2 separate regions of the Mus musculus genome follow, and region 2 is linked to region 1. The links are chromatin contacts, found by Hi-C or POLR2A ChIA-PET in ENCODE. All regions are on one chromosome and are shown on one strand. Each heading gives the region's core, a stretch centred on a gene start or an enhancer-like site at or near the end of the contact. The rest is flanking DNA. Distances are from core to core; before and after follow the strand shown.

Region 1 (3,592 bases), core at 751-3,250:
TTTTCTTAGTTTTACCGTTTCTTTTCTTTTCTTTTCTTTTTCTTTTTTTTTTTTTTTTTTTTTTTTGGACAGGGTTTCTCTGTATAGCCCTGTCTGTCCTGGAACTCACTTTGTAGACCAGGCTGGCCTTGAACTCACAAATCCGCCTGCCTCTGCCTCCCGAGTGCTGGGATTAAAGGCGTGCGCCACCATGCCAAGCAACTTTTACCATTTCTTTTAACTGAATTTTTAGCAACCTACCCAAATCACTGCTGTTCTAGACTATGGAGGTCTACCCAGCATCAGACCACACTTTGCTATCACTAGCTAAATGGACCTTCACCTAACCATATCACCTAGATAGACCCTTGAGGTTGTTCAGTCTGTTTAAACCTGTGCGGGCAGATTTTCATCTCCTTTGTTCTTTGTGTAGGCTTGTTTAAGGTGTAGGTCTCTAAAGAGATGGAGTGGAGACAGATGTTGAGTATGGAAGAGATTGGTAGTTTGAACAACAGTTTGGTCTAATGGCTTTGTTATGCTAACCGTGCAGGCTTCTCCAACAGCGCCTTCCCGATTTTACATCATAGTACACAAAATTCCTAACACAGGGTAGTATGTTAAATTAAAAACAATACAAGAAAAACAATACAAGTAAACCAGTGGGTCGGTTCTTTAAAACCATCTCCACAGATACATTCTACAAATTGCAGGCCTTCACAATTCCTGACACACTCGAGACCTTTAGAAAACGAGAAGCCGAGAATACAGATTAGGTTCTCAAGAGCGAAAACAGGTGATGTCATAGCACGCAGTGCGGTGTGGTCACCGCCAAGGCCGGCTGGGGAACTGCAGTTCTTGGGAGCTTGGTGCTCTGCGCCAGTAGCAGAAGCACCCTATCATGGGCTCCACGACACCGGTGAGCACCCTGAGCCAATCAGGTGCTCGCTTTGCACCGCCTTTGTTCTCACTGGGGAGCAGGCAGCCAGAGTCTGGTCTGCAGTCCGGGGTTGGTGTTTGGCCCCTCGGAGTACCTGGCTCTCTCACTCGCCTGGGTTGGGCATCTGGCCAGCCGGAGCTTTCCTCAGTGACTTATGCCTTCTGTCTCCAGAACATAGAAGCTAAACCCTGACTCACCGTTGTCAGTTTTGAGAGAGGAAGGTCCAGTCCAATCGTTTTAAATGGCAATTCGTACTCAAAACCTTCCATCACAGGCAGGGATTGTGCTCTGCAAGTTTCTAACCAGAGGCCTCCCACAGGATTTGTGTGTGTGTGTGTGTGTGTGTGTGTGTGTGTGTGTGTGTGTGTGTATCAATCTCTGACTTGTTCATGATAAACGAACTTTCTTTGCTGTGAGAACGATCGTCGGAGAGAGGGAAAAACCCCTAAACCAAAGATGTGTCTCCGGGTCTCCAACTCCAATAGCTGTGTAGACTTCTAACTCTACAGCCGTAGGTAGTTGGTCTTTCGTACCAGATTTACAGAGTGCATAAAGAACATAAAGTTCTTTGAGATCTGTGGGAGCAAAGTGCTGCAAGACCGCAGTCTTCCTCACAGCTATTAGATTTAGATCCATGGAGAGAAAGCTGAATCTCTGCCCCGGAGGAAGGAACGTTCTAGCGTCCACCCGGCCCACTCCCGAGAGATCAGGAAATGTTTAGCTAGGTCTCAGATCCTCTAGCGAGCTCTAGCTTCCAGCTATTTAATCTCACTCTCCATTCTGCACGGTTTTTGCAGAGAGGCGTGGCTTGTCCTGAGGGTGGCGCTAGAGTTCCTGATAATTTGCATACACCACACCTCCATTTCTCATTGGTAGATTGGAGTCCCTCCCACCCCACTACCTAACTAACCCAGGGTCACTCTTCAGCATCGAGCCTCGGAGATAAACTTAACTTGCCCGGAGATTCGTGTTGCTCTCGCCTCCCGCGATTGGCCGGAGCCACTCATTGGATGCGGGTGCAGAAGGGGGCGTTGCCGGTGCCGTCTGGTTGGCGGGAGGGGGCGGTGCCCAGCGCGGCTGCCCTGAAGGCGGCGGGCCTCGGGGGCGGGGCCGCACTGAGAAGCTGAGACGGCCGCGGCTGCTCGTCCTGGCTGGCGGGGCGGGGGTCTGGCGATGGGGGCGGGAGGAACAACGGGTCGCTGAGTGCCGCGGCTGCCGTCCCCGCCGAGCTCGCGCGGGCAGCCGCTGCGCCGTCGCTGCCGCCCGACCCCCTGAGAAGAGAACGTTGAAGCAGCCCTTCGCTAGCGGCCGCGGTGACAGCCCGGCTCCGGCGCGATGAACCGCGGTGGCAGCAGCGCGTCGGCCTCGGCCAACTACCTGCTCTGCACCAACTGCCGGAAAGTGCTGCGGAAGGTACGGCGCGGCCGCGTCCGGCGGCGAGGCGCTCCCCACGGTCCGGGTCCGGGCGGCGCTTGCGGGGGAGGGGGGACGAGAGGCAAAGTGTCCCCCCGCGGGTCCCTGCGCCCGGCCCCTGGGCTGCCGCCGGGTCTGCCCCGAGGCTGAAGGGATGCTGGGATGCTGGGAGGAACCGGCTCGGCTGGGGATGGAGGCTGGCCTGAAATCACAGCAACCAGTTTGGTCTGCAGGAGACTGGCTGCCTCTCCCCGGTGGCTGACTCTGGGGGGGTGTTTTCTTCGACTGGGTCGCTTCTGCCAGGCCTACGGTGCCTTGGCACCGCCTCTTGACATTCTCTTGGTGGGTCCCGAAAGGCACCATGAAGGCATCTTGAACTTTATACCCATAGGAAATGCTGTTCGATCTTCCAGCGCTTTCAGCTTGGGTTGGTGGAGGTGGAGGCTGAAGACGACTTGGGTTCGCCCTCCTTATCATCCCCCACCGCGATGTCGATCGAGAAAATCCGACCCAGGATTGGCTTATTGCTTTCCAGAGTGACTGATAGAAAGTTTACTCCAGTATTGTTTAGCTTACTTGGCTTAATCGCCCCGTGGGGGATGGGGATGCAGGGAGAGAAAGGATGACAAAATGTCCCTGTAGACGCAGAAGAGGTTTTAATAAGATCTGAATAGCCTCCTTGACTAATATAATCTGTTTCTTTTTTACACTCTTATTTTTACATTGCATGAAATGAAATCATTAGGTGAGGTGTTTCTGTTTGTCCAGCACCAATGAATTAAAATTGCTGAGCTGTGCATATTTGAGAGCTAAGATGAATATGGTGCCGTTTTTGTCAATTTTCCTATCTACAGTCAATTTAGGATTGCTCTTTATGTCCTAGGAAAAACAAGCAAGCACATAAATAAGCAAGCTCAAATATTTGCGCTCTTTGTCCAAAAACTGTTTTTCTTCCTCTGTGGGTCAGGCCAAGTGCCAATCAAAGTTGTTTTTCAAGCCTCTTTTCCCTGCCGTGGAGCTGGTTCTTCCCCCTCCTTTCTCCTATTTTATTTGAGAGCGTCAGGAAAGCAAAGGAATTGCAGGTTTGAAGTTAATCAAACAATTAAATACGCCTTAAATTGTGTTTATTGGATATGTTTCTCTTAAAAAAGATTTTTATTAAATGTGCATGTTGAGTATGTGCAGTTATTTTTTTCCCCATAAACTCCTGGATCAAATTACAGTTGATACTTGCTCAGCTCATTGTAGGGCAGCTTGTGAGAA
Region 2 (3,592 bases), core at 374-2,873, 190 kb before region 1:
GTTACCTAAGTATCTGCACACATGGTCCCAGGGACAAGCCTGGGGGATGCCCTTTCTATATAGTGTCAAGAGGAGAAGGGAGTTAAAAGATGGCTTCACATGGAGGCACATAGGAAGACAGACTCAGAGCCAGATGAGAACAATAGTAAGTGACCCCCATCCCCACTCCACCCCACAGTCCCTCTTCCCCCGCCTCCACCCCCTCCCACCCCAGAAAGTACTTGAGGCTGGGCTAGGATGAAGTTGCTCCTCTGACTTCACTGACCTCATAGTCTGTGTGAGGTTCTTGGTACATGCGTATTTGATCATTCCCAGGAATTCAGCAGCCTTGAGGATGGAGGACAGGAAGACACACAGTCTTGGAGGGAAGTCCCTGGGAATTCTGAGAAAGGAATGTCAGGAGTTGTAGACAGCTCTGCAGACACTTAAAGTAGGACACAGATGAAAGAGGAGACCCTGAGGGGAAAGCAGGCCCACAGAAGCACTGAAGCAGTGTGTGTGTGTGTGTGTGTGTGTGTGTATGCGCGCACGCATTAATACCAATATTATTTTATTTGAATGGGTGTTTTGTCTGTACATATGTTTGTGCATCCATGGATGCTTGGGGTGGGTGTTAGATCCTTAGGAACTGGAGTTATACACAGATGGTTATGAGCCACTATTTGGGTGATGGGAATCAAACCCAGGTCCTTGAGAAGGGTATTCAGTGCTCTTGACCATGGAGACATCTCTCCTGTCTTATTACTATTTCTTTTTAAGTTTAAATTAGATTGACCTCCTAACTTTAGCTAAAAAAAATATAAAATTGAACACATTAATGGAATATCAAGTGGTATTTTCATTAATATAAACATTGCATAATATCAATATGAACAAACATATAAAGGACATTAAATCAACTCCTGTGCTCCTGGGTTATCGGTCACAGTGTCCACGAACAGATGGAAACGGCTTCAGTTCTCATTACCTGATAGATAGATAGGAAAAGCACGGTCCGTGCATGCAGCAGAATACTATGCAGCCAGGAAAAGAATGGGTGGCAGCGGGGGCGGAAGCAGAGCTCATTAGGTTGAGCAAATTAAGCCAGGCATGAAAGCTCAAATTCCACACTCTCTGTGGCAAAGGAGACAGCTGATGTCACAGAAGATGAGAGCAGACAGAGGATTCCAGGCTGGGGGAGCAAGGAGGGAGGGGAGGAAGAGGTGGTAGCTGTGTTTGACCTGATTTAAATATCACTTTCTTTTTGTTGTCTCTCGTCCCCCACCCCCATGATGCCTGAGGGTGGCTACTGCTGAAGACAAGCAAGTGTCTGTTCTATGCTTTATTGGTTCCCCCGCTCATCTGCTCCCCCTGCTCATCTGTTCCTATCAGCACTACTGTTACTGCGGAAGGGCTCCTAGCTTAAGAATCAGACAGCACTGACTTGTGTGTGACCCTTCCCCCTGCCCACGAATACTAGAACAGTGTACACCAGTTCCAATATAAACTGTGCTGCTCGGCGCTTGTACCCTGCAGAGCGTCCAATAACTTTTGCTGAGCCATCCAAGCCCAAGAAAAAATAACCCACTGTGACAAAACAAAGGCAGCTTTAGCTCAGGCCGGTACCCGCCAGTCAGGAGAGGCAGGCGAGGGCACCTCTGGGCAAGCATGGTCTTTGGTGTGCTGCCAAGCTGACTGTCCTGAGTGTGACAAAGCAAGGGAGGGGCCCAGTGGGCCCCAGTCAATGAGAAACAGATCTGCCCTAAAAATAACAGTGAATGAACAGGCTTGCTTACACTGTCTTGCTTCAGAACTGGTTTGGCACAAAATCAGACCTAATGATAGGTTCAGAAGGAAAAATTCATGGTTGGGATTTGGAATCCTCTGAGCCAACCAGTTATCCACAAACAAGTCCACGGCTCTTCCGCTGGGTTTCCCAGAAGGTCTTCCAGGACAGGTCTCTTGTCATCATGGAGGACTCCACAGTCCTATCTGGAGTCGCCTACTCCGGAGTGGAGAGATGGAGAAGGTAAACTCACACTGGCGCATAGTTCCAGGTTATACATGCAGGAGAAAGAGACCCTAAAGGAGAAAGCTTCTCTTGGATGGATGGTGAGAGGGGCTCAGCAGCGGGAGGGTCTACTTCAGCCCCAAGATATTTACAGAGCACTTCCTGAAAGAAGAGGCACCTGACTAACAGCAATCATTCCACCCACACATTGCTTATCATCATGCATATCTCAGAGTGATTTAAAAATAAATTTGTGGGGGTGGAAAGTGATGGCTGTTACCAAAGATGCCTAGAGATTGTTTCCCTCCTGGGTCAAGTCCAGCTGTCTAGAAGCCCTGCTGAAAAGGTTCATGAAGGTTTACATGGGTTCTGGATGACCATGGTGAGACCCCAGGTCTGTTGGTGCTCTCTGTGAGGATGGAGGGGGCTGCTGCCTATTCAGTGCTCGAAATTCCCTACAAAGAGGAGAGCTGAGTTCCAGGTGGGGAAGGAGCAAGGTAGAAGGGAACCAGCTCTACCTCAGCACAGCCCCTGCCATTGGAAAAGAGGACGTAACAATGTGTTCCAGAAGGAATGGACAAGGCACAGTCATGGAGAAGCAGTGAGGACAAAGGGGATGGAAGGCTCCTAGAGGCCACAGGGCAACAACCTCTTAACACATTTGCTTTTCATGGCAGTGAGCTCCTGTGAGCCCTCCTGTTTTTCCTTGAGCAGAGAAAGTCGAGGGGAGTTTGTCCCAGAGCCCAGCAAACTTCTCCACAGATCTACCCTGAGTACAGTGGAAGCAGTTTGAATGGCCTCTTAAAGATTCTGTCAGAAGCCACAGCTTTGATGTCAGAGAGAAAGAGAGCAAGAGAGGGAGAGACAGAGGAAGTGAAAGGGAGAGACGGAGAGGGAGAGAGTTCAGGCACACTTTCATTCTACCTTCTGCTAGTCGTAGGCCAGCCTCTCTGAGAAGCCTGAGGTCCCAAGAGCTATTATTATCTCTCTATCTCTCTTCAACTGACAAGATTGTATACAGAGCATGTGCCCATTGAATGTTTGTATGTGGAGTAAATGTGTGAACAAATGATTCATTTCTATTTCCAGAGGATTCAGAGATTCTAGAAGTATGTTCTACTTAGAGAGAAAACAGAATGTTCTATCCAACACTTGTCATTTCTAAGGAGTCCATAATAACCGCCACCATGGCGATAACTGAAATTGACTCAGGAATTACCAGGCCAGGGGACTCCAGAGAACAAACACGTCAGAGGGGATTGTTTGTACAAATCATGCTACAATTCCAATAGTCCAGACTGTAATCCAACACGGTTGTCAGGAGAGGAGGAGGAGTAGTGTATTCCTCATGGACCAAGGCTCATTTCCTCCTGGCTGTGGCTTCCGTGATGACTGTACTTCAGTCCTGAGTCCTGTGCAACCACCTAGCAGATGAGAAAGGGGCACTATACAGAAAAAATAAAATCAGTTGAACCCACTTACCCTGGATCAGAGAGTTGCAGAACCTTATTTGGATTCCTGGGGATTGGGAAGTGTCTGCTGGCAACTAGATGTAGACTAGGAAAGAAGTTTGCTGTGTGTGTCCACAAAGCTTCTGCCATC

Evidence for each region. A loop is a pair of places that touch in the nucleus more often than their neighbours do. ChIA-PET counts read pairs that join two places held with the same protein, here RNA polymerase II (POLR2A).
Region 2: a loop to region 1 is called in a map of left cerebral cortex, with 1.9 times the contacts of the local background. The contact joins the promoter of 1700019J19Rik here to the promoter of Sesn3 in region 1. A Hi-C loop is called at or near these places in 2 of 37 maps with a recorded cell type or tissue (both left cerebral cortex). POLR2A ChIA-PET finds 5 or more read pairs at or near these places in 2 of 5 experiments (Patski and embryonic stem cell).

Annotation. Positions count from the first base shown.
Region 1 is chr9:14,274,301-14,277,892 of GRCm38, forward strand. It overlaps Sesn3 (sestrin 3), which reads left to right and starts at 2,001. Exons shown (of 10, transcript NM_030261.4): 1 at 2,001-2,329. The coding sequence starts at 2,252.
Region 2 is chr9:14,088,454-14,092,045 of GRCm38, forward strand. 1700019J19Rik (RIKEN cDNA 1700019J19 gene) reads left to right here and starts at 1,624. Exons shown (of 4, transcript NR_166640.1): 1 at 1,624-2,008.